Regions from separate parts of the Mus musculus genome. Here region 2 is linked to region 1. A link is a loop called in an ENCODE intact Hi-C map of the cell type or tissue named here. Cell type or tissue: gastrocnemius. All regions are shown on one strand. Links, peaks and the distances in the headings refer to the core of each region. The heading gives the core; the rest is flanking DNA. Region 1 has its middle 21 kb from the start of Cspg4b. Region 2 overlaps Gm34586 (a long non-coding RNA gene).

Region 1 (15,247 bases), core at 8,544-11,043:
GCCGAGTTGACGTCACGAGGAAGGCAGAGCACATGGAGTGAAGAACCACCCTCGGCACATGCGCAGATTATTTGTTTACCACTTAGAACACAGCTGTCAGCGCCATCTTGTAACGGCGAATGTGGGCGCGGCTCCCAACATCTCCCCCTTTCCTTTTAATAAGAGCAAATAGGCCACCCATATTAATGAGAGTGGAGATAGAGGTCAAATCCCCAGTGTGTAGGTAAAGGAGCCATGTACAGGATTAGCTCTTAGGCTCACAGGCTTTTACCCAGAGCAACCCTGACCTGCTCCCGTGTCGTTTTGCCTGGGGGAAGGGAACTAGGACACTGAACCTTCATGAAAGATGACATGTCTCCCTAGAATAGGCTCATATATGCCGCAGAGCCTTTCCATTGCAGTGCTTAGCCGTGCAACTCTCTCGGGCTGCTGAAGCACACTCACTCTATCCCGTGCAATGAGTCTAGCCTCGTGAGATGTAAGAGCTGAGTGGCCAGCGACCTATTGCCTAAGCATAGATAACCATATATCAGGGGGAGCTCCATGTTCTAGTCCTGCAAGCGCCTGGGCAATAACCACCTTGTCTCTCCTAGTTTGGGCCTTAAGCTTACAGACCAATCAAAGAAGCAACACTAATCCACAGCAAAGTGTATCTCCAAATAATATTAATCCCACCCAATTTTTTAAAGAAGGAAAATGCTGAGGAGATCCAATTGGGTAATCCTTTGGTCAGCGACAGGTCCAAGCGCGTGGAGTTGACCTGAAGTCTCAATTCCCGAAGGATCTGTTCAAATTCAGCCATCCAATTCTGTAACATATACTGAAAAAGACTTTTTGACAAATTAGCTGCCCTAGTAAATTTAACATACTGAATGGAAATAACACACAATCCCGGAAACTTTTGTTCACATCCCTGCTGAGTTATTTGTCATAATACATCTAGTTGTATCTGGACAAGATCTATGAGTTGATTAACCAGCATGAGACCTCTCTGTATCTTGACATTAGCTGAGGCCTGTTTATCTATGACTGTAGTCACTGAGGCTGACAAAGTGTTAATGGTGTCAGTCGTCTGGACCTGTCCAGACAGAGCCAAGGCTGTCTGAATCAAGGCTAAACCCAGTTCCTAGTTAGTGGTAAAAAAGCAGGAGAATACTTGAGCATTATACATCACCGTCATTGGGAGTGGAAATGTCGACATTATCCCCCAACGCTGCTCTCTCTTTATTATTGACGCCCTGGACATCACCAAGACGAGGGACATTAGTATTCCCTTGGTCAGTCTGGATTTTTCGGGTGAGTCTTTCTGGTATCCAAAATGGGTTGTCTTCATTCTGTGGGAAAACACAGATAGCTCCCCTGGATCTTATCAAAATAGGATCCGGGCCATACCATTTATTATCAAGGACATTTTTCCATTTAACCATCTCATTGGGCCTATCTGGCTCTGAACAATGACGTTCAGCCGCAGTATGGCCATGAGCATCAATATTTAAAAAATTGAGTGTAAAGAGTGCCAAAGACACAGACACTCTTGGTGCTCGGGGTACAGTCTCCTCAAAAGTTCCCCTCTTCTGTTTTATAAGATAGGCTTTGAGGGTGCGATGCGCACGCTCAACAATACCCTGTCCTTGAGGGTTGTATGGAAGTCCAGTCAGGTGGGTTACGTCCATCTGACGGCAGAACTGCTGAAATTTTTGAGACGTATAAGCTGGTCCATTATCAGTCTTAAGGAGTCTGGGTTTCCCCCAAGCACTCCATGCCTCAAGACAATGTTGAATCACATGTGAGGCTTTTTCTCCAGTTAACGGAGAAGCAAACATGATGCCAGAACATGTGTCAATGGACACATGGAGATATTGAAGTTTTCCAAAGGAAGAAACATGTGTAACATCCATTTGCCAGACCTGTAGAGGTCGAACACCGCGTGGGTTAATTCCCACATGAGGAACTGGCAAGAACTCACAGCAGCTTTGACATTGAGTAACAATGTCACGGGCTTCTTTTCTTGTCAAGGAGAAACGACTGCGTAATGTTTCAGCCGTCACATGAAAATTGTTATGAAAATTTCTTGCAGCCTCTACCGGGGATGATAGGGCAGCAGCCACCACTTTAGTGGCCTTATCTGCCAAATCGTTTCCCAGAGCCATGGGGCCAGGTAGGCCTGAATGGGCTCTAACATGAGTAATATAAACAGGAGATCTTCTAGATAACAAAACTAATTGTATCTGCTGAAAAATATTGGCAACTCTACTGGAAGGCTTAATCACTCCAGCCACTTCTAAAAGATTTACTGCATTAACCACATAACAGGAATCTGACACAATATTAAGGGGTTCTAAAAAGGTTTTTAAAACTTCTAAGACCACTAAACATTCTACCACTTGAGGTGAATTTTCATTATATTGTTTGGATACCACTTTACCATTAGCCACATAGGCACCTATGCCAGTTTTTGATCCATCAGTATATACCACAATCCCATTTTTAAGTGGGTTTCTTACTGTTATTTGTGGAAACACAACAGATTGATTTTGGGCAAACTGTAAGATTGGATGTTTTGGATAATGGTTATCTATTTTTCCTGAAAAGGAGGTAACTAAAACTGCCCAATCATTAGATGTGGCTGCCAAGGTTTGAACCTGTGCAGCGGTATAAGGTACAATTAAAAGATATGGACTTCGCCCAAAGTGGGTGATTGCTGCTTTTAGACCTTTAAGGGCAAGCTGTGCAATTGCATCAGGATACCAATCTATTATTTTAGCTGGGGATACGTTTGGATGGATCCACAACAATGGCCCATTCTGCCACAAAACTGCAGTTGGCAATTGTGCTGTCTTAAAGACACACAAACTGAAAGGCTGCGAATCCTCAATACGTTGTAATTGTGCATTCTGTAAGGCATTTTCCACTTTTTGTAAGGCCTGGTTAGCAGCTAGAGTAAGAGTCCTAGGGGAGGAGATATGAGGATCTCCTTCTAAAATACTAAACAAAGGCCTTAACTCAGCGGAAGGAATCTTTAAAAAAGGTCTAAGCCAATTAATATCTCCCAACAGCTTTTGAAAATCATTTAAGGTATGGAGGTGATCTCTTCTTATCTCTACCTTTTGGGGCACAATCTTATCTGGGGACACCACAGAGCCCAAGAATTGTCCTGTATCAGAAATTTGGACCTTTTCTGTGGCTATCTGTAAACCCCACTGACTTAAAGTTTTAAGTAGAAAAGGATATGCCTTTTGTAGCATGGTAAGGTCTTTATGGCACAGGAGGATGTCATCCATGTAAAGGAGCAAAATTAAAGAGGGGAATTGTTCCCTCACTGGCAAAAGAGCTTCTTGTACATAAAGTTGACACATAGTAGGACTATTGGACATTCCCTATGGTAAGACCTTCCATTGATACCTCTTATCAGGTTCCATGTGATTAATAGAGGGGATGGTAAAGGCAAATCTGGGCCTATCCCTTGGACACAAAGGTATAGAAAAGAAACAATCTTTAATATCTATAATAATTAAATTCCAGCCACGTGGTAAGGCGGAAAGTACAGGGAGACCCCTCTGTACTGGGCCAAATAAGTTCATTTGCTCATTAATGGCTCTGAGGTCATGGAGCAGTCTCCACTTTCCTGACTTTTTCTTAATTACAAAAATTGGAGTATTCCAAGGTGAGGTAGAGGGTTCAATATGGCCTAGTTTTAATTGTTCCTCTACCAGTTGAATCACAGCTTCTAGTTTTTCAGAGGATAGGTGCCATTGAGGAACCCACACTGGGTCCCCTGTTTTCCATGGTATGGGTCGTGCTGCCCCAATGGCCGCTAAGGAAAACCCAGACCCTGTCTGTCTTGGTTTCCATTAGGTGAGATGGGCTCTATCCTTCCCTGTTCTTGATGTCCTAACCCTTTTCCTTCTTTATAACCCATCTTTGCCATGATATTTTTTGCTTTAGTTGAATACCCTCCCGATGGGGCGTTTTCATTGGACAAAATAAGGCCCAAATGCTGCATAATATCCCTTCCCCAGAGGTTAACCGGGAGTGGGAGCACATAAGGTATGAATTTCCCTTGCTGTCCTTCAGAGGATTCCCACGTCAAGGCAATGGAGCTTATAGTGGGACATGATTGATATCCTAGGCCCTGTAATGAATGAGATGACTCTGTGGTGGGCCATGCTTTGGGCCACCAATGTGTAGAGATTATACTTTTATCTGCTCCGGTATCAAGGATGCCTTCAAACTCTTTTCCGTTAATCTTAAGGCGGAGCTTAGGTCTATCATTTAAAGATACAACCAAATAGGCAGAATCATTTCCTGAGGAGCCCATTTTCTTTATCTCAGGTCCTGCAGATTTCTCCCTGGTATTATCAGGGAGGAGCAGCAGCTGAGCTATCCTATCTCCTTTACTAATAGAAAAAACGCCCTTAGGGCTTGAGCACAGGACCTGTATTTCAGGGGAATGTTGACAATCCATAACTCCAGGGTGGACTACTAAGCCCTGCAAGGTGAGTGAACCCCGGCCGAGAATAAGGCCCATGGTTCCCGGGGGCAAGGATGGTATAGGCTCCACTGGCACCGGCTGAATACTCATTTGAGGCATTAATAGGAAGTCGGAGGCGGCACGCAGGTCCACCCTTGTGGGTCTTCCTGGGTCGCCTCTCTGACTGCTTCCTGGGTCCTGACAAACCGGTTCCCATATCTTTGAGGGCCCTGGGACCGAGGGCCCGATGACCCGTTTTTTGGCACATAAGCTGATTGACTATCAGGTGGGGGAAGGACTCTGCCCTTTATATCCCTCACAGAGCGACACTGGTCAGCTCTATGATAACCCTTGCCACACTTAGAGCAAAGAGTGAGAGTCCCTCCCTGTTTATCTGGAGCTCTGCAATCTTTCTTAAAATGCCCAGGCTTTCCGCAATTAAAACATGTCCTCTGATCATTTCTGCTCATGGAGCGGTTCTGAGATTGGAGGATGGCGGCCGCTAAGCCTGCATTGGTGAGAGGTCCCCCAAGCTCTCGACAGACCCTGAGCCAGTCTTGTAAGCCTTTGTTCTTTCTTGGGGCTATGGCCGCTCGGCACTCCTTTGTGGCTTGCTCATAGATTAGCTGTTCTATCAGAGGCGCAGCTTGCTCTGACTCTCCAAAAATACGCTCTGCTGCCTCTGTCATTCTGGCCACAAAATCTGAGAAGGATTCCTGAGGTCCCTGGATTATCTTTGTTAACTGACCAGTGGTTTCACCTGCTCGGGAGAGCGCCTTCCAGGCCCTAATAGCCGTGGAAGAAATCTGGGCATAAGCTCCCCAATGGTAGTTTGTTTGATCAGCAGAATAAGCTCCCTGACCCGTTAACAAGTCAAAAGTCCAATCTCTCTGCTCTGGAGTCAAAGCAGCTGCGTTTGCTCGGGCCTGCGCTTGTGCAGCTTCGTGCCAAAGCGCTCTCCATTCCATATATTTGCCCATACTAGGGAGAGCGGCTTTTACAACCGTTTGCCAGTCAGCAGGAGTTAGTGCCATGCCGGCGAGCCTGTCTAACTGCACCAAGGTAAAATTAGCATTGGTTCCGTATTTACGGACCGACTCGGCGAGTTCTTTAATTTGTAAGTATTCTACCGGAGCGTGGACACGCCCACCCTCGGCTCCTTCAAAGACTGGAAATGCCTGTTGTATTTTCCTTTGTTCCTCTCTGGGAATGAATGAGTCTGCGCACTGCCTCTCTGCGCACTGCCTCTCTGCGCATCTCTCTGCGCATTGCCTCTCTGCGCATTGCTGACGCACTACGCAGGGTGGGGGCTCCGCATAGGGCGGACCTTGAAGCCGACTGCCCTGAGGCCAATCAGCAAACTGGCCTTCGCCAGCCGCTTTTGGCTTCCTTAACTGATTAGCTAGCACTTTACCTGGCTGGTACCCTTTTTTCTCATAATGAGCTGCTTCTTCCTCCCAGTCTGTTTCTTCAGAGGAGAATTCTTCATCTGCTTCAGAGCTACTAAGAGCTGGCTCCCCGAGCCCATCCAGCGATGAGCACAGGCTCCTTTTCCTAGAGACCTCCGCTAATTGATCTTTCTTCTTTTCCCTTTTTCCTCTTTTTCTTCTAATCTCTCTCCAGGTATTCCTACCTAACCTTAACTTTTCCTCGGGTTCAAGACCCTTGGAAAGGCCTGTATACTTATTTTGTGTACCATATTTCCTCTTTGTTCCTACTCTCTCTCCCCACTTTACTTCTGATAGCTTGTCCTGAATTTCATCTAGAATCCGCCCTGCCTTAACCACTTGATAACATGTGAAAAGGAACAAAAGGGCTCCTAACACCAGAAAAAATTCAAGGCCAAACATATTCCACTTTACTTCTGATAGACTGTCTTGAATTTCCTTAGAAAGTTCAAGGCCAGGCTTACCTCGTAAAGCTATACTCACTGGTACTCTCGTTCCCCAGCTGAAAAGTTCTGAATTCATACAGTTGAATCCTTCTTAACAGTCTGTGTTGTGGGAACACTTCATAACCGCGACCCGCAGTTCTGGTTCTGGAATGAGGGATCTTCCTTGCACCAGTCCCGAGTTTTTTCTCGTCCCGGAATTCGGCACCAATTGTTATTAGACGCGTTCTCACGACCGGCCAGGAAAGACGCAACAGACCAGAATCTTCTGCGGCAAAGCTTTATTGCTTACATCTTCAGGAGCCAGAGTGCAAGAAGCAAGAGAGCAAGAAGCAAGAGAGAGAGAGAACGAAACCCCGTCCCTATTAAGGAGAATTTTCCTTCGCCTAGGACGTGTCACTCCCTGATTGGCTGCAGCCCATCGGCCGAGTTGACGTCACGAGGAAGGCAGAGCACATGGAGTGAAGAACCACCCTCGGCACATGCGCAGATTATTTGTTTACCACTTAGAACACAGCTGTCAGCGCCATCTTGTAACGGCGAATGTGGGCGCGGCTCCCAACAGCCTAGCAAACACAGAAGTGGATGCTCACAGTCAGCTAATGGATGGATCACAGGGCTCCCAATGGAGGAGCTAGGGAAAGTACCCAAGGAGCTAAAGGGATCTTCAACCCTATAGGTGGAACAACATTATGAACTAACCAGTACCCCTGAGCTCTTGACTCTAGCTGCATATGTATCAAAAGATGGCCTAGTCGGCCATCACTGGAAAGAGAGGCCCATTGGACACGCAGACTTTGTGTGCCCCGGTACAGGGGAACGCCAGGGCCAAAGGGGGGGAGTGGGTGGGTAGGGGAGTGGGGGTGGGTGGGTAAGGGGGACTTTTGGTATAGCATTGGAAATGTAAATGAGCTAAATACCTAATAAAAAATGGAAAAAAAAAAAAAAAAGACAAAAAGGCCACCAACAGATTGGGAAAGGATTTTTACCAATCCTAAATCTGATAGTGGATGTCATTTATAAAGATGACACTCAGGTTTGCCCCTTGGCTTCCATGTACATTTTCACGTGTGTGCTCTCACCTGCCCATACACATATACATGAACACACACACACACACACACACACACACACACACAGAAGCACATGAACACACATATATTAAAAAGTAAAAAGTTATACTTTTCAAAGACATTAAAACTACCAAGAAGAGAATGGAGTACCCAAGTGTGGAAAGATCTAGAAATTTACATATTTAAAAATATTACCGCACCACACAGACAGGAGTGGATTCTCTCTGATTGAGGCTGAAGCATTTGTGAACCTGAGCTCAGCCCATAGGCGGGTCTTTCACCCTTGGCTAGGCCCATTTTAGTCTAGCAGTAAGGTCCCTGTCACCTTCCTCGGGGTCAGCTTTAATTATGTTTCACAACACCTTTTATGATGATGGTGATGGTGGTGGTGGTGGTGATGATGATGGTGGTGGTGGTGGTAATGGTCATGATGTTTTCTGTCCTGTCATTCTTAGACATTATCCCTACTTCATGGTAATCTCTTTTGATTTGAAGAGAAATCTGTTTTGGTCCCTCTGCTTCTGCTCTGGCTTTGTTCCTTGGCTCTCCAAGGGATTCAAGGAGAAAGAACATAGACAGAACCCCCTCAGCTTTTATAAACTAAGAGGTGTAAACCTCGATCAGGAGAGAGATTCACAGATGCAAAGACGACGACCCGCTTGGTTGGCTGCTCATGAAGCGAAAATGAAAATACATCAAATTATTATTTCAGCCACTTTTGGCTATAGGACAGTCTTTTTGTTTTGATTTGTTTTAAGATTTATTTTAGTGTGTGTGTGTGTGTGTGTGTGTGTGTGTGTGTGTGTGTGTGTGCAAGTAGCCACAAAGGTCAGATGAGGCTATCAGATCTGGAGCTACAGGTAGTTATGATCTATCCAACATGGGTGTTGGGAACCAAGCTCAGGTCTTCTGCAAGGGTAGCAAGTGTCCGTCCGTCACTGTGTTTCACCTCCTACACGACAGTCCTTTCGTTAAGAATCACTAGTCTCTTCTTTCACCATGTTTAGAATCCAGAGTTCATATCGGTGATGTGTCATTTACCAGCACTAAGAACTTCAGTTTCGGTTTCAACTTACCCAGGGGACACGGTCACGGGCTTTAAGTTTCCTCAGAAAAAGCAGCATGTAGGGACAAAGGAGGAGAAGGAGGTCAGAAATCATATGGAGAGAGACAGACAGACAGACAGACAGACAGACAGAGAGAGAGACAGACAGAGAGAGAGACAGAGAGAGTCAGAGACACAGAGACAGAGAGACAGAGACAGAGAGACAGAGACAGAGAGACTGAACACTGAAAGCTCATGGTATGTTATACACTTGAGGAATTTGGCTGCAGAAGCCTTCATATCTCACCTGATTATCGCTTCTTCTTGTGCCGCCACCAGGAAATAGCTCCCCACTGAAGGAATGCAGAAAATGTTGCTATCATATGGCTTTATGGCATTATAGAGGTCAAACCACCTCTGGCATTCCCAAGGCCTTAGTTCATAAAAGGAGGTAGTCCTCAGAGTCCCTCCCAGGTCTGACATTCCACAATGACTTGAATCACTGGGCCATTCATTGTACCTAAACTTTTACAGAGCCCTTGCAGTAGCCCAGAGCACACAAAGATGACTCTCTTCATAGCCAAGATGGGGATTGTCCTAATCGTCCCATTTTGATAAATTCTAAGGGTCAGACACCCTATCTTCCGTCTATATTGTCTCGGAATTGAGTATCTTCCAGGCCACTGGCTGGAATGTGGACCTGTATACCATATGTGGTGAAAATCCACATAGCTGGTCTGAATGGTGGGCTGTTTCCCACAGACCCACTCGTGAGATTTGCATGGAGGTCCCACACAGAAGCCCGGCGCTGAGTCACAACACTCCTGTGTAGCTTATGGCATTCAATACGTGAACTTCTCGGTGATAGGACAACTAGACATTGTCTCCAGCACCCTCCCCTGCTGAAGAGCCCGGGGTTCAGACACAATACCAACAGGCCCCAGGCCTCGTTAGGGAAAGCAGCAATTCTGCTGAATATGCATGCTAACACAAAGCTGCCTTCTGGATAAAGAAACGTAAGAAGCCACACGAGACATTTGGGGATCTCTCAGAAATGCAGAGAAGAGAGGAAATTGTTGAGCTGAGCTTTCCAAAGACCCATTTATCCCTGTTTTGCTTTCCCCTTCTTCAACCCACATATATGACTAAGTCCTACTTTCTCCCTGCAATTGGGTGAGAGGAGAGTCCCAGGGAGAACACCTCTCAGTCATGCCCTGCCGGACCCCTGCCTGCCCTACTCCAGCCCCAGCCCCAGCCCCAGCCCCAGCCCCAGCCCCAGCCCCAGCCCCAGCCCCAGCCCCAGCCCCAGCCCCAGCTACCAGAGTTTGTGCTCCCTCAGACATTTCTGAGGCCTGCTGGCTTTTCCACAACCCTCTCCCGCCTGCTTGTGATCCACGTGTCTCTGGTGCCACCTGCAGGAAGTAGAGCGCAGCTGCGTTCCTAACCCCGAGGTAGTCCTGATGGAGAGAGAATGAGATGTATTGGATACAGTTACATGAAGAGGTCTATTATGAGTGCTCAGAGATGCTGAAAGGTTTCGTGAAAGGTGGAACAAGAGATAGAGGAAGGCTGATAATGCCATTTGAAGGATAGAACCACCCTAGATGGGAGAAGCATCCTTACCTCGTCCAGAGACTGAAATGTCATTGTCATGCCCAGAATGGACAGACGGCTTGCTAAGAGGAAGAAAGACCAGGTGTAAGGACCGCGCCAAAGAGTTGGGATTTGACAAGTATCTCTTGTAGGGTAAAAAGATCTTAAGATTAGGGAAGGGAGTTCTAGAATTCGGACTTGTCTGGGAAAAAAGTGAGGGAGGAGGAGAGAGGGGGAGAGAGGGGGAAAGGAAGAGGGAGGAGAGAGTTGGACAACATCCAAACGCAGGGAGGGATTTGCTAAGAAAAAAGCAGAGGTGCACTTAACCAGAGTCTGTTCACTACTCCAGGTACAGGGCCCGGAGCTCAGAAGCCTCTACTTTCTCTATGCTATGAGAAGCACAGAGACCTGCCAAGTGTGCGACGTGGAACACTGGCCTGGGAGATTTGGACTTACTTTGTCTGCTCTAAAAACAAACAAACAAACATCTCACCTCTGGGATGGTGAGACTACTTGGTGGTTAAAAGCACTTTTTGCAAAGCCCAATGATCCAGACTTGATCTGCAGGGCCCACACTGTGGGAGGAGAGTGCTGACCCCACAAGTAGTCCTCGCCATCCCCTGCATGCTATGGCGTGCACCCCCGCCCATTAATGCAAGTTTTAAAACTAAATTTTAAAAAATCCTGCCCTGGGTCAGTCCTCTATCTTGTCTCTGTGTCTGATGCAGGATTTACACTAGTGAGGATTTTACTATAAAGCCTCCAGATAACCACTAAGACATATTTAACTTTGTGGGCGGCATTTTATGCAAATAAGCAAGGGTGGGTTTTCTATTCTGTAGAAGTTCCAGGTCCTGTTTAAGCACTCTTCGTACTATGTGTGTGTGGGAAGCCACATGTGCCATTGCAGGGTGGTGCTGGCTACCGCTGGCCACCACACATACATAGGCAGTAAAGTTTTTTTGCCAAGATGAGGTTTTGAGAATTAACCAAAATTAACCAATCAGATGAGAAACAAGTTAACCAATCAGATGAGAGACAAGTTAACCAATCAGATGTAGGCATGCAAATGAGGTGGTAAGCACAACCCATGCATAACCAATCCAGGTGTGAGACACGCCTCTCCTAGGCCTATATAAGCAGCACCAGTTCTGGGCTTAGGGTCTCTTCGCCTCTGCAATCAAGCTCTCCCAATAAACGTGTACAGAAGGATCCTGTTGCAGCGTCGTTCTTGCTGGCGAGTCAGGGCACGCGCAAGATATGTGTATATAGTGTGTGAAGTCCTTAAAGACCCTGGAGCTGATACCCTTGTGCAACTGTGTTTTGAATAAAGCCAGCACAGTGTTAAACATAAGGACAGGCAGTGCTGATCATGGGTTTCTGACTGTTTCTGGGTGGCTTTTAGTTTTATTTTTTTCTGACTGCTGTAACCTACGTTTTTTTTTTTTTTTTAAGTAGATTGCCTTGAATAGATTGAAGTGTTGTTAATAATGATTAAAGATTAGAGACAAGGAATTATCCATGGAGATTTAGATTGCCATTTAGAATCCAACGTAGTCAGTTATATGTCCATGAATTAATGAGGTATGCATCACTACTAGAATGAATACTGAAATAATGTTATACATGGTAGTCATGAAGTGTCTACGGGTTGTGGTGTGGGTATACTTTATGGTGTGTATTTAAGGTCCGTGAGCTGATGCTTTTGTTGAGCTTATTTTGATCCGCAGTGGGGGGACTCGAGGTACACACCTAGCTGCTTTCACTTTTTCCTTCTGTTTCTGTGGTAACACATACTACCGTAATCTCTGTTATATAAACATCTTTAATCAATTTGACACACAGACAACATGGCACTGACTGTTGCTAAAATAGAAACAAACCATGATATTGTTCACTCATGGTTAGCACCCATCTTCCTTTCAATGGAGACTAATTGGAAGTCGACCTTGCAACTTTGTCTCCAAACTGCCAAACTCCCTCACAACAAAAGACATTTCAATGCTGGGCCAGACCCTGGTGGCACACACCTCTAATTCCATCTGCCATCAGTGGATCTCTGTGTTCCAGGAGAGGCTGGCCCCATAGAACAAGCTCCAGGGCAACCAGAGCTACACTGAGAAACAGTGTGTGTGTGTGTGTGTGTGTGTGTGTGTGTGTGTGTGTGTGTGTGTGTTGTGGGTGGGAGACTTTCAAAAGTATGCACGTTTCTCCAGACACGTGTACAGTGTTTAATTCACTTAGTGGCTCTCTGGGATAAATACTATTAGTAGCTCTGTCTTCAGATTCTGCGGGCCCTGCAGTTCTTACACTACAGACTCACTTTCTTACACAATATTCTCTTCCAGGCCAGTTCCTCATTTTAAATGCACACATCCATCAACACAGTGGTTGATGTCAAATTCCAAATGACCACAACCCCTAGTGTAAAGTCAATTTACAAAACACCTTGCTTCCTGTGGTCTGAACTCTTGGAGGAAGACTCTGAAAGACACAGAGAGCACATAGTGAGTGCCAACAGGATGTAACCCCATATCATATATGACAGCCCTAATCAGACCCCCTGTATCTGGGAAATTGTGGAGACTTGTGTCTTTTTACAGCTTTGCTCATTGGCTCTTGGCTAAACAAGAGTCTTGAGAAAAGAGATGTTTGAGCCTTATAACAGCGAATAACTAATACACAAGTCTGAAATACAATATGCAAATGATTGTCGGTTAAGGGTAATTTTTCCTCCCCAGAATATAATTAGCAATTGGAGATTATTTACTGTCATGTCTGCTGGCTTTTCGTGGTCAAAAATATTGATAAATACTCTGCACTGTGCAAGATAGAGATTTCATGTCACAAGAATGATATCTGGTCGGAGATATTAGGATATTTTTTCCTGCAGGAACCCTGATACTCTGTATAGACAGTGAACTCTATCTACTTCTGGGATTCCAGATGGGGAATACTGAGTAGGCCCGCCCTCTAGTGGACAACGTGAATAGTGCAGCTGAGTATTGTCTTTGCAAGAGTTATTAAGTATGTCTTACCCTTTCCGGGTGCTGTCCTTCTCTCCCCACCCCCACCCCCGACCCTCAAACACACATTTAGACATTTACTAAAGCATGAAGCATAGGCCCTCCATGCTGTCTGCTATATCAGCGTGGCTACCTGTACAGGTCTAGCCAGCACAGCGGCAACTTCCTTGTTCTCCTTAGAGTAGCAATGAGAGTAGCCACACCCCGTAGCTGCTCCATCTTACCACTGACTTCATTCCCAGTCCACTGGAGAACGGAGGTCTGCTGGATGGTTTTCCATCAACTTGCGCTGCCTCAGAGAGTTGATGTTCAAAGTCAGCCTTGAGAAAGAACAGCTCACGTGCCTCTTCATTCCACCAGTAACTCCATCATTGGCACTGCAGTCTAAATCAAGGCATTCAGCATCGTTTACCACCCACATACGCAAAAGCCATTGTTCCTTCCTAAGACCACACGTGTTGCAGAAAGACCAAGGCCTGCACATGCTGATTCAAATTATTACCCATTTTCTCTAGCGTCCTCTCTTTGCCTACGTGTTAATTCAACTGGGAATGTTTATTCTAGATTAGCCTAGCCCTTCACATGAGAAACCATCCAATCAGGTTTGTCCATGCTTCAGCCTTTGGGCTGCCTGCATCCCGCAATAGCTGTGAATATGTCCCAACACATCTGTAGATGATATCATATCAAAAGTTTAGATGCCTCTACTAACATCAGCGTTTGAATCTAAGCTACTTTCTCATGGCAGCGAGGAGGAAGAAACATCTCAAGCTCTCCAGAAACTAAAAGCTAAAGTTGAAGAATTCACAGAGCCATCTTAAAGAATAATATACCATTGGGGCTGGAGATGTCGCTTGATAATAGGGAGGATGCTTAGCCAGCAAACAAAATGCTGGTAATGATGGCGGCGGTGGTGGTGGCGGTGGTGGTGGTGGTGGTGGTGGTGGTGGTGGTGGTGGTGGTGGTGGCGGCGGCAGCGGCGGCGGAGGTGATGGTGGTGAGAGACCTAACCGATGATGTGCTTGTTTCAAAATAATTTCTCCAGTTTCTAGGAATCAGGACTTTAAAGGCTGGAAGTACTGCTCAGCAGTTAAGAGCACTAACTGTTCTTGCAGGGTTGCTGAGCCGGGTTCCCAGCATCCACGTCAAGTGGACCACAAACATCGGTTAACTCTTGATCCAGGGGCATCCGGTGCCTCTGGCTTCCGGCTGGCACCCATACACAAACACATCCACGTACACACAATCAGAAATAATCATTCTAAAAAGGAAAAGACTGGTTTCCCAAGGAACCGCCGAACGATGCTGGATCTTGAAACAAGCTGTGCCACTTGGGGGCGCCATTTGTTTGATGAAAATCTGGTACCTTAAAGTGTCATCTTTGACCGAGTCCCATGCCCAGTGCATGCTATGAAATAAAACCGAATTTAGAGCTCACTTCTAAGAAAAGAAACAGAAATGGCGGTTTAGTCTGTGTTCTAGTGGGGTTAGGCAAAATTCAGTTGACAAGCTCTCAATTTCCTTGTACAAAGCTGGCTTTATCCAGTCAAATGAAATAGAAGGCTGTTGTGTTACAAAAGAGGCTCTGTATATTTGGACAGAAGAGACAACAAGAGCAAATTGCATAACAGGCATCTTCTCACTTACAGGCATCTTCTCACTTACCTAAGCCCTTTGGGTTCTGTAGGGCTACGCCTTCTGCTTATTTGGCTGTTTAAGCTCTTCTAAAAACAAAACAAAGCAAAACAAAACAAAACAAAACAAAACAACCTGATTGTGACCTTAGCCTCTTGAACAAGCATTGTTTGTCCAACAAAGTTTCAACATCTGGCCAGAAATAGCCAAAGAGTCTAGGGAGACTTGAAATCCCCAAATATTTTTGAGGGCTCTGCAGAGGGATGCTCAGACACAGCTCTTTTAATTTGCTGGAGTATTTGACGGAGATAAAACTTTATGACTGGTGAACTTCAAGTGAAACTGCCAATGGAGAGTATACCTGAGAGCTAGAGAAAACAGAAGAAGCATCGTTGACCCAAATGGAATTTCCTTCTCTTGGCTTCAACCTACCTCAGTCTACCTGGGCTTCCATTACTCATGGGAGCTCTGTGGTCTCCTTGACTACAATCCCCCCCCCCCGCCCCGTCAAAG
Region 2 (15,247 bases), core at 7,596-10,095, 400 kb before region 1:
TTCTTTTTAATGTTATCAGCTGAAATTGTTTTTCTTTTCTACACTATAAGAAAATTATCTCAATGAGTGCAGACTCTCTCTCCTCCTCAGGTCTCCTCTACGTGCCTTGGGGGAATTTTCTTGGTGTTTTTCCAGCTCGTTTAGACTTAATGTAGATCCTCCTGTGTTGGGGATGCATGTTGGTGGAGCTATATATAGGGTATATTAGGATGATGACTTTGTGGTCCTAATTTATCCCTTACACTTTGCAAAGAGGCTGTCAAGTATAGATAACTTATCCTTGTGACAAAAAATGGGAAAAGAAAGAAAAGGAAAGGAAAGGGAAGGGAAGGGAAGGGAAGGGAAGGGAAGGGAAGGGAAGGGAAGGGAAGGGAAGGGAAGGGAAGGGAAGGGAAAGGAAAGGAAAGGAAAGGAAAGGAAAGGAAAGGAAAGGAAAGGAAAGGAAAGGAAAGGAAAGGAAAGGAAAGGAAAGGAAAGGAAAGATTTGTGAATAGTGTTAAGGCCTAGGTAAAATATTAAGGCCTAGATGGAATGTTAAGGCCTAGGTAACTGTCACCTGGCTAGCCTGCCATTTTGTGCTGTTACCAATTTTATAAGGAAACTCTCTCATGCCCAAGTTGATTATAGATTCTGTTATGTTCTGTGCCCTTGGAAATCAATCACGATAGAAGTCAATAGAATTCTTTGTATAGCTTGGACCTTAACCAACCACCCAGCAGCACTTCCTGCACCTGTGTATAAGCATCTATGGTCTTTGATTTTATAAGCTGCCCTTGGGATGGACCCCAACATAAGAGGTGCATGCAACAATATAAGAAACTATTTAGAATAAGACTTCCATTTTGAGTTGGTGTTGAGTAAAGTTTAAGCTCCCAAGACCTCCCTGGGAACTGACATCCTACTTGACAGAAAGAGACATGAACATGGGTAACTGATATCCTGACTGGCAAGTAAAGACATGAATGTTAGACAAGTCCTGTCCTAGTTGACAAGAAATAAATGTTAAACACTACAAGTCCCCTCCTACAGTTGACTACCCCAAGGATAATGCTCTCAGGATAAGTATGCAGCAGAGACCTGTTCCCCAGGAAGTCCCCTATCCCTAAGTCCTGATTGACTGAATAACTTGGTACCGATACTTGCAGATCTCTGGCTTAAAAAGTCCTATAGAATCTTGACTCAAGGTCACAGTCAGATCCAGAGTCTGACCTGTGGCCCTGATTGATCAGTCTTGGGTGTGGCATTTAATAAACCATCGCTGTTTGACTGAGATTGGTGTCTGAGTGGTTTGTGAGGTGATTCCAGGGACCCCACAATTGTATTCATGGACGTCATGGATAAAAATCCAATTACCTCTCTTTCTCTATATCTTTTGTTTCTGTCTGTCTGTCTGTCTGTCTGTCTGTCTGTCTGTCTCTCTCTCTCTCACACACACACACACACAAGCATGAATGAGTGCACTCACTTAAATACACACACAGGCACATGTGCTAGTGCACACACACACACACACTGCACACACATGTGCACATGCACACACAAACACCTCCTTCCTTCTCTCTCTGTAGGTTGTACCACTCTTCTTTTCATATCTCACACATGACTACAGATGCTCACTCAGCCAGGCTCTCTGTGAAGCAGATATTGAGACGGAGTCAGGAGCATGAGAGATGTGCCAGGTAATGCCTGTGGCAGAGAAAAGTAAGAAAGGAAACTAAGTTGGATAGAGAATACTTAACTTCATAGCAAGATGCAAATGAGAAGCCTCCTCAAGAAAAATGGACAGGATGAGGGGATTAGCAGAGTGACCACATCAGACCATGATACATGCGTAATGAAATTCAGGATGATCCAACGGGGATCAATATGACCTGTTAGAGCTGCGGAGAAAGGCTGAGGCCCCAGCACTTCTGTGATGCTTAGCTGTCAGTGTGGAGAACATGTGGCTTCATCTCCTATTTGAACAGAATCTGAGGACAATGACAGGAGGCTGGAGGCCTGCTCCATTGTTTATCCTCCTAATTCCATTCTCTGCTCAAAGGAAACACTGAGCATTGCAGTCTGTGGACATCAAGGCCACCAGGAATACCTAAGTCCCCTTGAGGTAAGAATTGCTCATGGGAGAGTCTATGTATACCTGGCCCTTAGTGGCTGAGTAAGAGTTCTGGCCCCAGAGAGTGAATTCATGGTTTACAAAATGTCAGTGTCTCCTTAGACACCCACTATGCTTTAGATGAGGGGATTGGCATTTGTTCCAAAAGCCATTGTCCTAATGATGATGCATAAAGTTTGTGGGGTGGAAGTCTCCAAGAACAACAATACAGACAGTATTTTATCTACTCTGGTATCTAGAGCTATGATGAAATAAGAGAGAGAGGGGAGAAGAGATGGGGAGGAGGAGGGGAGAGAGAGGGGTAAAGAGATGGGAAAGGGAGAGGGGGGCTTGTATGGTTGCATGGGTGCCCCCTGGAGCTGTAGTTACAGGCTGTTGTGAGCTGCCTCATGTGGCTACTGAGAACCAAACTCAGAACCGTTACAAGATCAATCTTAGCCACTGCCATCTTCACAGCCCGAATGAAGTCACATTTGTAATCTGCTCCCATGGGTCCAGGTCTGGGTATAGGCAAATAGAATCTCAATGCTGGTTCTCATTGCTGCTTGAGACTTCTTCCAAGTTCATTTAACTTGTCCAGTGACAGGATTCGGTTCCTTGAGATTGTTGGACGGAACCTCAGCCCCTTAAGCCCCTTCTCCATAGACAGTCCACTGTGGCTATTGCTTGTTTTCTGAACTGGCAAAAGAAACTCTCTATTGCTTAAAGGACATTTTGTCTGGCTAAATCAGCTCCCTCAGTGCGAACTCCTTTTATATTTATTGTAATACATCGCAACACTGGCTCAGTCAGTAAAAAAGCCTGTCTCACAATCATGAGGGCCCGAGTGTGGATCCCCAGTACCCACATCAGAGCCTGGGGTGGGGGCCACATGCCTGTAACTGGAATGCTGGTGGCTTGGAGATAGTTGGCTTCTCAGAGCTTTCTGGCTAGCCAGAGTATTGAACCAGCGAACCAGGGGTTCATTGACAGACCTTGTTGCAAAAGGCAAGGTGTAGAGTACAAAGAAAGACAGCTGATGCTGACCTCTGTCCTCTAAATGCTCTGTAAGTAATACTCCATATTTTCAGATCCTTCTAACAGTCAAGCAGAAGGGGTCACATGGATGTGTAGGATATGTACCAGGAGAGAAGTCTTGGGAACTATTTTAGAATTCTACTTGCCATGGTGTTATAATGGTTTGCATATGCTTGGCCCAGGGAGTGGCACTGTTTGTAGGTGTGGCCTTTCTGGAGTAGGAGTGTCACTGTGGGTGTGGGCTTTGAGACCCTCATTCTTGCTGTCTGGAAGTCAGTATTCTGCTAGCAGATTTCAGATGAAGATGTAGAACTCTCAGCTCCTCCTGTACCATGCCTGCCTGGATGCTGCTATGTTCCCACCTTGATGATAATAGACTGAACCTCTGAACCTGTAAGCCAGCTCCAATTAAATGTTGTCCTTGTAGGAGATGCCTTGGTCATGGTGTCTGTTCACAGCAGTTAAACCCTAACTAAGACACGCAGTGTTCAGAATCTCCAAATTACCAAGAAAAGCTCTGATCTACCCCAGATGGGATATCCCAGCCAGGTCCTATAAACTTATAAGCTGAGCCCCAGGGACATGGTCACATGCTATATGCAATGGCCCCAGAGGGCTCACTGCCATGCTTGAGAATTAGCTGGGATCAGGAGGATCAGATGGACTGGGAAGAAGCCAGAGATACAGGCCACAGGCTGATGTCCACTCATCAAGGAGTCTGTTCTCCAGAGGGAAGGCAGCAGAGGAGTAGTGAGTGGAAATGACCTCAGGCAGCAAAGAATAATACATGGTCACGTGACCTCTTTAATGTTCCCTTAAAATCTTCCACAAAGTAAGCTAATCCTATAACTATGTTATATACATAAACATTCTACTAACAAATCAAAACAACACAAAACAAATAAAAATTTAAGTGGGAGGCTAGTAAGATGGCTCGGTGGGTAAGAGAGTTTGTCACACAAACCTGATGACCCCGGCTCTATCTCTGGAACCCACAGAACAAGGAGAGAACCAACTCCTGACAGTTGTCCTCTTATAAGCACACAGTAGCATGTGCACACACCCCGTCTCCCCCACGAATACATACAATTATAGTTAGAAAATGTGAGTGGGGTAATAGGCTAATGAGGAATGCTTTGTGTAGAGTTTTCTTGGGGAAGAGAAGAAAATGGTCTAAGGTTGTATATTCTTATTCCAGGTATGTCTGTAGAAAAGGCCTAGTAGCCATGAGACTCCTGATCTATGAGCACAGATCTCTTAATACTGATCCCATCAATAAGAAGCTGGGCTCACTAGAGGGTGTAGATTATTTCAGGTTTGGAACACTGAAGATCTCAGGCCACCTAGCAAATCTTGTTATGTTTAAAAGCGGGAGTTGAGACAGAATAGGAACCAGTGAAAGGCCTTGCCACCTGCAGCCCCTTCACATCAGAAACAATGTTGCATGTTACAGTGTCAGATGCTCTCACGGGCTCCTATAAAAGGGAGTGCTGCGCAGAAAGAAAGGGTCTGCCATTCAGGTTCCCTAGGGGTCCTGCAGATGCTGCTGGAGGTGGGGATAGAAGGGTTGCTGTGCACACCGGTCACTGGGAACGGCTCAGCAGTTTTATTGACCCTTTCAAGTGGCATTATGCCCATCATAGACTTTTTTTGTTTGTGTTTTTAATCTTAATTTCTGTATTGCAGAGCTCTTGAGAGTTCATAATCACAGACACATAGCCCATTCATTCGTAGGCAAGCTGAGTATCTTGTATTCAAAATGCTTGGAACCAAAAATTATTTGTACCTCATTTGGAATAGATAGATAGACAGACAGATAGACAGACAGACAGACAGACAGACAGGTAGATAGATAGAGGTATCTTGAGAGTAGGACCCAAGTGTGAACTTGAGATTTTTAGTTATACCTTATACACATAGCCATAGAACTTTACACAGTATTTTAGCCAATTTTTGCATGGAATAAAGATTGGTAGTGTGGGATTTTCTCCTAGTCTCGTGTTGGTGGAAAAAGTTTCAGATTTGGGGGCATTTCAAATTTCACACTTTCAGATGGACAAGGTCTTCCTCTATTGTAGCCTTTAAAGGGCCCCAGATCATGATGTGTATTGTCTCGCTCTCGCTGAAAGTGAGTGTGCCATAAATTCCCACACACTTGTGCCAGGAAGTGTGGAAAACAGGGTTGTTCTTAAGCTGATTAACCCAGGTGCCCATGAACCCAGGTGTCTGTTTGTTCTTAGACCAAAAAGGGGCCTCACTGATTCCATTTCACTACTGAGATGCAAAGCTGGAGTCCTCTGAGGAGGACATTTCATTTTTTTCTTTCTCATAGGGAGTAACCTGACTGCCCAGCCTGTAAAGCCCATAGAAATACTCCCTGGGGAACTCACCTGATTGGTTGGTGTTTGGTTGTTTGTTTAATTGGTTGGATGTTGGTTGGTTAGTTGATTGGTTTGTTGGTTAGTTAATTGGTTGTTGGTTGGTTGATTGGTTGTTGGTTAGTTAATTGGTTGTTGGTTGGTTGATTGGTTGTTGGTTGGTTGACTGGTTGGTTGTTGGTTAGTTGGTTGGTTGTTGGTTGGTTGATTGGTTGTTGGTTGGTTGATTGGTTGGTTGGTTAGTTAATTGGTTGTTGGTTGGTTGGTTGTTGGTTGTTTGTTTAATTGGTTGGATGTTGGTTGGTTGGTTTGTTGGTTAGTTAATTGGTTGTTGGTTGGTTGATTGGTTGTTGGTTGGTTGACTGGTTGGTTGTTGGTTAGTTGGTTGGTTGTTGGTTGGTTGATTGGTTGTTGGTTGGTTGATTGGTTGGTTGATTGGTTTGTTGGTTAGTTAATTGGTTGTTGGTTGGTTGGTTGATTGGTTGTTGGTTGGTTGATTGGTTGGTTGGTTAGTTAATTGGTTGTTGGTTGGTTGGTTGTTGGTTGGTTGGTAGTGCATGTGTTTATGGTAGTGCATGAAGACTTGTCACATGTCTTCTCTAGCTTTTGCTGCCTCTCCAAAGCTACCTTTGTGTTTTGTGCTCAGGGCTCAGGCCACATGGACTGTTTCAGTGAGTCCCTTGCTTGGATTCCTTGTGGAATTGGCAAGAGACAGACTATGTTGTTAGAGACTTTAGTCTCTGAATCTCAGACAGGACACGGGGCTTGTCTATCTGTCTCTCCACTGAGGGTCACAGCTCCTGCTCCACTGGCCTTTCTCCAAAGTGCTCACTCTGGATTACATTAGCCACCTCCTCTGCTCAGTTTGTCTAGGCCTCAAGGTTGTAAGGGTTCTCTTTCTTACTAACCCTGGAAGGATTGTATTCTCCAGACCCTAAAGGCTGCTGGCTCTCTGCTCTTATTGCCCCTAAAACCTGCATTGTTCCTACATTCCCAAGTTATTCCTGCTACTATACATGTTTTATTTTTGGAATTTCTCAGTTTTAAGAGGCCCTGTTTCCTGCTGGGAACCCAACTTACATACTCTTCGATCTTCCAGACTTCAGTTAGTGCCAAGATGGTCCTTCATCCTTATCTCAGCTGTAGAGACCTGGAACAGCAACACAGAACCAATGCCTTTTTGGATAATATCAAGATGTTTCTGTAAGCTCAGAGGGTGGTGAGGCTCTCTCTGTCTGATTCGCAGAGGGGAAGGCTATGCACTGCTCCTCGTAATCACATGGCTGCCTGGAATTGGAAAGCACAATGTTGTGTGTCACCAGTGCAGGAAAAACAGATGTCTAATTTCTACTGAACGGGAGTGCCTTTACACCGTCATCAAGCCAAACCGCAGCAAGTCCTGGACCACCTGTGTTTGTGTTTCTAGTCTAACAGAAATCTACTCAGACCGGCTTTAGGGGGAAAAAGAAAAAAGAAAAAAAAAAAGCTGTATCCAAACGATCTATGTTATTTTCCAAGACACAGTGGCAAGCCAATAACAGCTTGGGAGTTGATTCTCAGCCATTTTTTATTCTGTCTATAGGGAGTTCCCAACTCTAAGGCAATGCTTTTTGATGAGTCTGAATCCTCTAAATAAAGGGTCAAGGAGACACAAAGACACCTGTTTTATCTCGACTGTCTCAAGGCATGCTGGGAAGTATTCACTGTGTGCCTCAAAAGAAGTACAAACAAACAAACAAACAACCCTAATATCCTGGGATTCCAGTTCCAAATTACCTAGGCAAGCTGGTTAAGAGAGGGACAATTTCTTTGGGATGGCTTCCGAGGACTCAGTCCACAGCAATAGGGACCCCTGTTTTTGCACCTATTGTGGTGCAAAACTTTATGGTAGGTAGGAGAAATATGTGGAGGAGGAAGCTGTTCATTCTTTGGTGGACCATAAAGGGATAGGGAGAGGATTCCACCCCCCCCCCCAAGACCTACCCCCAATGGACTACTTTTTCTAGCGATGTGCCATCTTCAAAAGTTTACAGGAACTCTCAAAATAGCGCCACTAGTTTGTGACCCACGCCCCAGCATCCGAGCCTTGGTGGGACACACCCAACTAATCAGGATTGAATAAGGACATCATTCCTGGCTTGGGAAAGGAGAAATGGTGTGAAATCTCTCCTCCAGCGTTCTGGGGATAAATTTCTTACCTTTAGTTAACTGGCTTCTTAGATCCGATCCCAGAATCCTGCCACAAAAAGGTGCTTTTGAAACAACTCTTTGTGAGCCTAGTGGCTGGAGGTCAGTGCTGGAGATGGTCACGAGGTGCGTGGGAAAGATGCAGCTGGGCCACCGACCCACAAAGAAGAAATTACAGTGTTTAGAGAACACCTGGGTAGGCTGCAAAGGCAACGCTTTTTCTTTCTCTATTTTTTGAACCTCAAAGGAGCCTTATACACTCAGTGCATTCCTTTGCAGTGTCTTATTGGGAACCGGGATCGGACACTGTTGCTTCTCTTCCCGCGCTCACTGAAATCTTTCTCCGTTGGTTCTCTCTTCGCCGTACTCATTGGTTCTTCTACCCCGCTGTCTCCAATTCCACACTTTCTTTAACCCGACCTCTCAGCTGAACTCTGTTGTGGAAGAGAGAACTCAGAAGGCCCTGGAAACCACCACGTGTGAACTACAGGTACTGAGTATTTCTTTGGAATTCCCCTCAGGGTTGAAAAAGCAGACTTGAGGTTCTCAGGATCAACGGCCCAGACGCCCAAGAATCATGTTACCAACTCCAAAGGGCTTCTGGTCAGATGTGGGAAGGAACTTAGACAACCATTCGATCCTGGCTGATAAGGACAGCTCCGTGGCTTCAGCATCGAGTCAGTACTTTCCTAAGTCTGGCCTGGTCTAAACCAGCTCCAGAGCTTACGGTGTTATCCAGTAACAGCCAGCGTTTTTTTTCAAGACCCCAATGAACGTTTAAAGAAACATGGCAGGGCAACCCATTAGCTTGAAATGGGTCTGTATGAAATCATCTTTCCTCCAAAGGACCTTGGTCTTTTTTTGAAGATACTATATTCTAAATATCATCTAGCTCTGACTGAACATTTACTGTGCATAAGGTTCTATCTTATGCATTCCGTGTTCTATTTTTCTAACCTCCTTGCAAATCTGAAAGGTGTGTTTTCCCATTCTACTAGCAAAGAGAGAGAGAGAGAGACAGAGAGACAGAGAGAGAGAGAGGGATAGAACGAGTGTCTGAGAGATTGTGACTTGACATTGGCTCAGGTGGTAAAGGGCAAAGTAACGACCCCACTGTGCTGCTTAAGTGTTTTCTTTGATCACACGGCTTTAATATCTTTATGGCCACACTTATGCAGGGTACACATATTCTTAGCTTGGTAGCTTTTCGATCAGAAAGCAAGAGTTCAAAATCTATCCTTCAAATTTTTCCTGTTCCATCTTTTCTCCACTCACTCAGAAAGTCTAAGAGTTGCTTGTTCCGAATTAGTTAATTCTCAAGAATCAGCCTTCCGCTCCTGAAATTCCAGTCTCTGCCACCAGGTGGCAGTCACAACATTTAAAAAATGAGCCGCTTTAGACCACAGATCACACTAAATCTGGATTTGGTTTCGTAGTTCACTTTACATCTTGAAGAGATCTGCTTCTTTCTCGTCTGAATTAACATATTCTGCTACATTTAAAAATATATAGACATTCAAAGGAGCATATGACATGTTAGAAGCCTTTCTTCATAGAGGAGTGTTTAAAATGGACCGAGACAGATGCTGCATACGTACTGGTCTCATTGGAGGAGTGTAGACAGGGTGATTGAGTATTTAGTGGCATAGTCAAAAGCACTCTTCTGTGTCCAGAAATTCAGAGTTTACTCAGTTACGTACCATCTGAATTTCACCAAGCTGTTCCTCCCAGAAAATTAGTTTTACCAGATTCATAGATAACAGCTAAGGAAAAGGACTGAAGGGAACGTGTGTGTGTGTGTGTGTGTGTGTGTGCCCATGTGTCTGTGCAAGTGTGTACGGAGGCCGAGGTCAGCCTTGGGATTGGGTTTTAAATCCTAGGACAGTTCTTAGATACTTTAACCTCCCTGTTAGCCCACCACCCACCAGAGGCAGTGGGAAAGAAAGGGTATGGGGGAAGTGGACCTGTTTAGAAAGGTTCTTGGAGCAACTCTCGAATGTGTTGTCTGGAAATTGGCAGTTCAGGTCATTGGTTAGCAGGCAGCAGCAGCTTGATCCATTCACAAACACTTCAAGGATACACCAGCAGTCCAGTTCAGAAGAGATGGGTTAGCAACAGGGGCGACATAACCTAGCCTCAGCTTGAGTCAGCAGGAGGGACCTGCAGAGACACCAGGAGAGGTTCTCAGCCGAGCCTCTCTCAGGGAAGCTAAGATCAGTGAAGACACAAGATCTATAAGAGTTGCACAGCTAGCTGTACCAGCAAGCTAAGCTCTCCCTCTCTCTACCATTCAGTGAGTCCTGTTTATACCCTCCAAACATCAGGTGTCCTCCACATGTCTTGCCTCAGCACAGGTCTTGCCTCAACACCTGTCTTGCTTTAGCAAATGCATCCTACCAACCCAAGTCCAGGGAGTCCCAACAACTGGAGCTGAACTACACAGTATGAGGCAGACCAATACGTGTGTGTTGTTAGCAAATACTCCTTCGTCACGTGTCCTTTCACGTGCTTGCTCTAGCAGAACATCCTCCCTCCTGTGTCTGCTTCAGTGAAACTTTCCTTCGTGTGTTTGCCTCAGCAAAACACCACCCAACACAACCGACTCTCCAAAGAACCCTTAGCATTCCCACTGCATACTGGCTTTAAAGAAAACATCTGAAACAGACTAGTGCCCACAGAGGGATCAGACTGCATCCACTAAGGTACACCAAGACCTCTTGCCAATCCATTCTTTCAGGCAGGCCAATAGTCTGGTTTTTAAAAGCTGTCTTTCTAAAATGAATTCAAACCCATGGCAGCCCCTGGCTGGTTCTACTCCTCTTCACCCAGGTTATGTGAGACTGTAACTTGAAGGCCATGATTAGTTTCTGAAAAATTATGGCTTATTTGATATCTTGCCACTGACTCTTGCTGCTAAGCCTAATCTCCTTACCCTTCACCTCTTAATCCATGGGCTGAGCCATGCTTCTGTCTGCCTCTCCCACTCTGTCCTCTCACCTGCTCAAAGTCAGACACAGCTAGTCAAAGTCAGAGAAATCAAAGGATAAATTATACAGAAGGTAAATTTACCCCGAGACAATACAATTTGGCCTCTACTTTGCCCAATACTGTTGAAATTTAAGTGGGCATATTTTAGCCTCTCATTTGTAGTCAACCTAGGACTAGGAAATCAGTTCAGGGGGTTACGAGCACCGTCGTCAGAGGGTCTCTGTGTCATAAACCTGAATGACCGTCACCAGGTATGCATCTGTGTCCTCAGTGGCTCATGGTGGCAAACATGTTTCTTACAGATGTGGCCAGAAAGAGAGAGAGAGAGAGAGAGAGAGAGAGAGGGCACAGATTTGAGTTAACACCTTTATTCTAGGCTAGAATCTAATTTTTTCCCTTGAAAAATAATTCCTCAACTGGCCTTTTGATGATCAAAATATAAAGAATTGATTTTCTCTTTAAGACAACTTCTTAAACAACTAACCAAGCATTGGGCTTCCTGCTCTGATTCTGAACTCTCACACTCCAACCGAAACGCCCTCCTTCTTATTTTAAAGTCTGCATTACAGTGGTGCAGGTGTCTTCGTCTTCTGGAATCACGATGCTCTCTTTGGCTCAAGCACCCCAGACAGAACATTCCATGGCTCTTTCTAGAAAACTCTCTCGGACCCCGAGTACCTGTAATTAGCATCCCCTACATGATCCACTGAGTCACAGAAGTCTTAGTAAGCAATTAGCAAAGGAGACTAGGTAGTGTGCCTCATCTTTTCATTACTGTCTCTTTGCCCCATCTCTAGGGATAGTTTTTATTTTCCACTAGAGTTCTTGCCTATCTTTCTCATTAATACGTAAGGCCACAGACACACCTATGACTATAGAGACCCCACAAACCATTGTACAGTTATGCAGTATCTGAGGTTTTATATAATCTCTCTCTATATGTACATCTCTGTCCTATCCTCTCTCTCTCTTTCCATAAAAACTAGGTTTTTTTTTTTTTTTTTTTTGCCTTCCTGAGAGTAATACAGCTTTCTTTGAGAATTAAGGAAGCAAAGTTCAGAAAAGTTACCCTACATGTACCCTTAAGATAATTAGAAACAAACAATCAACAACTAGTATATATTCCTTTCAAACATGGGCAGCTTGAAGAAAATAAAGATGATTAGACTGTCATTGACATAGCTGATGGTGGAGTTATGGGTAGTCTATTGCAGGCCTGTAAAGCCTTGAATGTAGCCGGAGCTGGGTGATGAGGCAGGGATGTACTTCGGTGGCAGAACACTTGCCCAGCACCCAGACTCTATTTTTTTTTCTGTTTTTTTTTAATTAGGTATTTTCCTCGTTTACATTTTCAATGCTATCCCAAAGGTACCCCATACCTACCCCCCCCAATCCCCTACCTACCCACTTCCCCTTTTTGGCCCTGGCGTTCCCCTGTACTGGGGCATATAAAGTTTGCAAGTCCAATGGGCTTCTCTTTGCAGTGATGGCCGACTAGGCCATCTTTTGATACATATGCAGCTAAAGACAAGAGCTCCCGGGTACTGGTTAGTTCATATTGTTCTTCCACCTATAGGGTTGCAGTTCCCTTTAGCTCCTTGGGTAATTTCTCTAGCTCCTCCATTAGGGGCCGTGTGACCCATCCAATAGCTGACTGTGATCATCCACTTCTGTGTTTGCTAGGCCCCGGCATAGTCTCACAAGAGACAGCTATATCTGGGTCCTTTCAGCAAAATCTTGCTAGTGTATGCAATGGTGTCAGCATTTGGAAGCTGATTATGGGATGGATCCCTGCATATGGCAATCACTAGATGGTCCATCCTTTCGTCACAGCTCCAAATTTTGTCTCTGTAACTCCTTCTATGGGTGTTTTGTTCCCATTTCTAAGAAAGGGTAAAGTGTCCGCACTTTGGTCTTTGTTCTTCTTGAATTTCATGCGTTTGGCAAGTTGTATCTTATATCTTGGGTATCCTAAGTTTCTGGGCTAATATCCACTTATCAGTGAGTACATATTGTGTGAGTTCCTTTGTGATTGGGTTACTTCACTCAGGATGATACCCTCCAGGTCCATCCATTTGCCTAGGAATTTCATAAATTCATTTTTTTAAATAGCTGAGTAGTATTCCATTGTGTAAATGTACCACATTTTCTGTATCCATTCCTCTGTTGAGGGGCATCTGGATTCTTTCCAGCTTCTGGCTATTATAAACAAGGCTGCTATGAACATAGTGGAGCATGTGTTCTTCTTACCGGTTGTGACATCTTCTGGATATATGCCCAGGAGAGGTATTGCGGGATCCTCTGGTAGTACTATGTCCAATTTTCTGAGGAACCGCCAGACTGATTTCCAGAGTGGTTGTACAAGCTTGCAGTCCCACCAACAATGGAGGAGTGTTTCCCTTTCTCCACATCCTCGCCAGCATCTGCTGTCACCTGAGTTTTTGATCTTTGCCATTCTGACTGGAGTGAAGTGGAATCTCAGTGTTATTTTGATTTGCATTTCCCTGATGATTAAGGATGTTGAACATTTTTTCAGGTGCTTCTCTGCCATTTGGTATTCCTCAGGTGAGAATTCTTTGTTCAGCTCTGAGCCCCATTTTTTAATGGGGTTATTTGATTTTCTGGAGTCCACCTTCTTGAGTTCTTTATATATATATTGGATATTAGTCCCCTATCCAATTTGGGATAGGTAAAGATCCTTTCCCAATCTGTTGGTGGCCTTTTTGTCTTATTGATGGTGTCTTTTGCTTTGCAGAAGCTTTGCAATTTTATGAGGTCCCATTTATCGATTCTTGATCTTACAGCACAAGCCATTGCTGTTCTATTCAGGAATTTTCCCCCTGTACCCATATCTTCGAGGCTTTTCCCTACTTTCTCCTCTATAAGTTTCAGTGTCTCTGGTTTTATGTGGAGTTCCTTAATCCACTTAGATTTGACCTTAGTACAAGGAGATAGAAATGGATCAATTCGCATTCTTCTACATGATAACCGCCAGTTGTGCCAGCACCATTTGTTGAAAATGCTGTCTTTTTTTCACTGGATGGTTTTAGCTCCCTTGTCAAAGATCAAGTGACCATAGGTGTGTGGGTTCATCTCTGGGTCGTCAATTCTGTTCCATTGGTCTACTTGTCTGTCACTATACCAGTACCATGCAGTTTTGATCACAATTGCTCTGTAGTACAGTTTTAGGTCCGGCATGGTGATTCCACCAGAGGTTCTTTTATCCTTGAGAAGAGTTTTTGCTATCCTCGGTTTTTTGTTATTCCAGATGAATCTGCCGATTGCCCTTTCTAATTCGTTGAAGAATTGAGTTGGAATTTTGATGGGGATTGCATTGAATCTGTAGATTGCTTTTGGCAAGATAGCCATTTTTACAATGTTGATCCTGCCAATCCATGAGCATGGGAGATCTTTCCATCTTCTGAGATCTTCTTTAATTTCTTTCTTTAGAGACTTGAAGTTCTTATCAGGAATTCAAGCCCATACCTAAACATGATAAAAGCAATCTACAGCAAACCAATAGCCAACATCAAAGTAAATGGTGAGAAGCTGGAAGCAATCCCACTAAAATCAGGGACTAGACAAGGCTGCCCACTTTCTCCCTATCTATTCAACATTGTACTTGAAGTCCTAGCCAGAGCAATTAGACAACAAAAGGAGATCAAGGGGATACAAATTGGAAAGGAAGAAGTCAAAATATCACTTTTTGCAGATGATATGATAGTATATATAAGTGACCCTAAAAATTCCACCAGAGAACTCCTAAGCCTGATAAACAGCTTCAATGAAGTAGCTGGATATAAAATTAACTCAAAGAAGTCAATGGCCTTTCTGTACACAAAGGATAAACAGGCTGAGAAAGAAATTAGGGAAACAACACCCTTCTCAATAGTCACAAATAATATAAAATACCTTGGCAGACTCTATTTTTATGTAGCACATCTTGAAGAAGTTCCGCGGCAGCTGCCTCAGTCTTGGCCAGTGGAAGGACAATGAAAGGGTGCTCTAGTTGAGAAATGATGTGCAGTGAGTGTCTTTGCCCATTCAATAGCATGGTGTTGATTAGATTCATTCTTTGTTTTCTGAACCTTAATATGAAATAGTTGAACGCTTTGCATTTTGCCCTCTGCTATTGACTATTTCTGTCAGTCCTGAGCTCCCAGGCTCCCTCTGAAGTTGCACAGTCTTCTCGCTTAGTCATCCCATCTCATTTTGCCGAGTCAGATGTACAAACACCAGCTGATGTGGTTCAGGTGTCCTTTAGGCACAAAAGAGTAAAAAGAACGGAATAGGATCCGAACTTAGCTGGAGTTTAGTAGCTGTTTGAAATTGATTGATTTCTCATAAACCAGAGTTAGAATCGTCTCTCCCCGAATGGAATTTTCAGGCAGAGGGAGAGGCTTGTACTGAGATGATTGCACACTTTGCAGGTCACACGGTGTGATCTTCAAGCGCTGCTTCTGGTTTCTACTTTGTGTTTTGGGGTGAACAAGGCAGACAGGCCTGCCAAGGCTAAGGGAGCGTGCAAGTGCGATCCCTGCCTGGCCCACTTGTACAGGCTGTG

What was found. A loop is a pair of places that touch in the nucleus more often than their neighbours do. Peaks named below come from ENCODE experiments on the same cell type or tissue, not always from the same donor. Only the 100,000 strongest peaks of a DNase experiment are listed, where the experiment ranks them.
Region 2: a loop joins it to region 1, with 5 times the contacts of the local background. A loop is called at or near these places in 12 of 42 quality-filtered maps.

What each region holds. Positions count from the first base shown.
Region 1 is chr13:113,264,623-113,279,869 of GRCm38, reverse strand. No RefSeq gene overlaps it. Among named protein-coding and RNA genes, the nearest start is that of Cspg4b, 21 kb to the left of the region's middle. In gastrocnemius, for the core only: a CTCF peak has its summit at 9,918 (motif pointing left); a DNase peak (open chromatin) is centred at 9,889.
Region 2 is chr13:113,663,714-113,678,960 of GRCm38, reverse strand. Gm34586 (a long non-coding RNA gene) reads right to left here. Exons shown (of 6, transcript XR_382933.3): 2 at 7,707-7,840; 3 at 6,589-6,795. Among named protein-coding and RNA genes, the nearest start is that of Hspb3, 7.7 kb to the right of the region's middle. In gastrocnemius, for the core only: a CTCF peak has its summit at 9,041 (motif pointing right); a DNase peak (open chromatin) is centred at 9,050.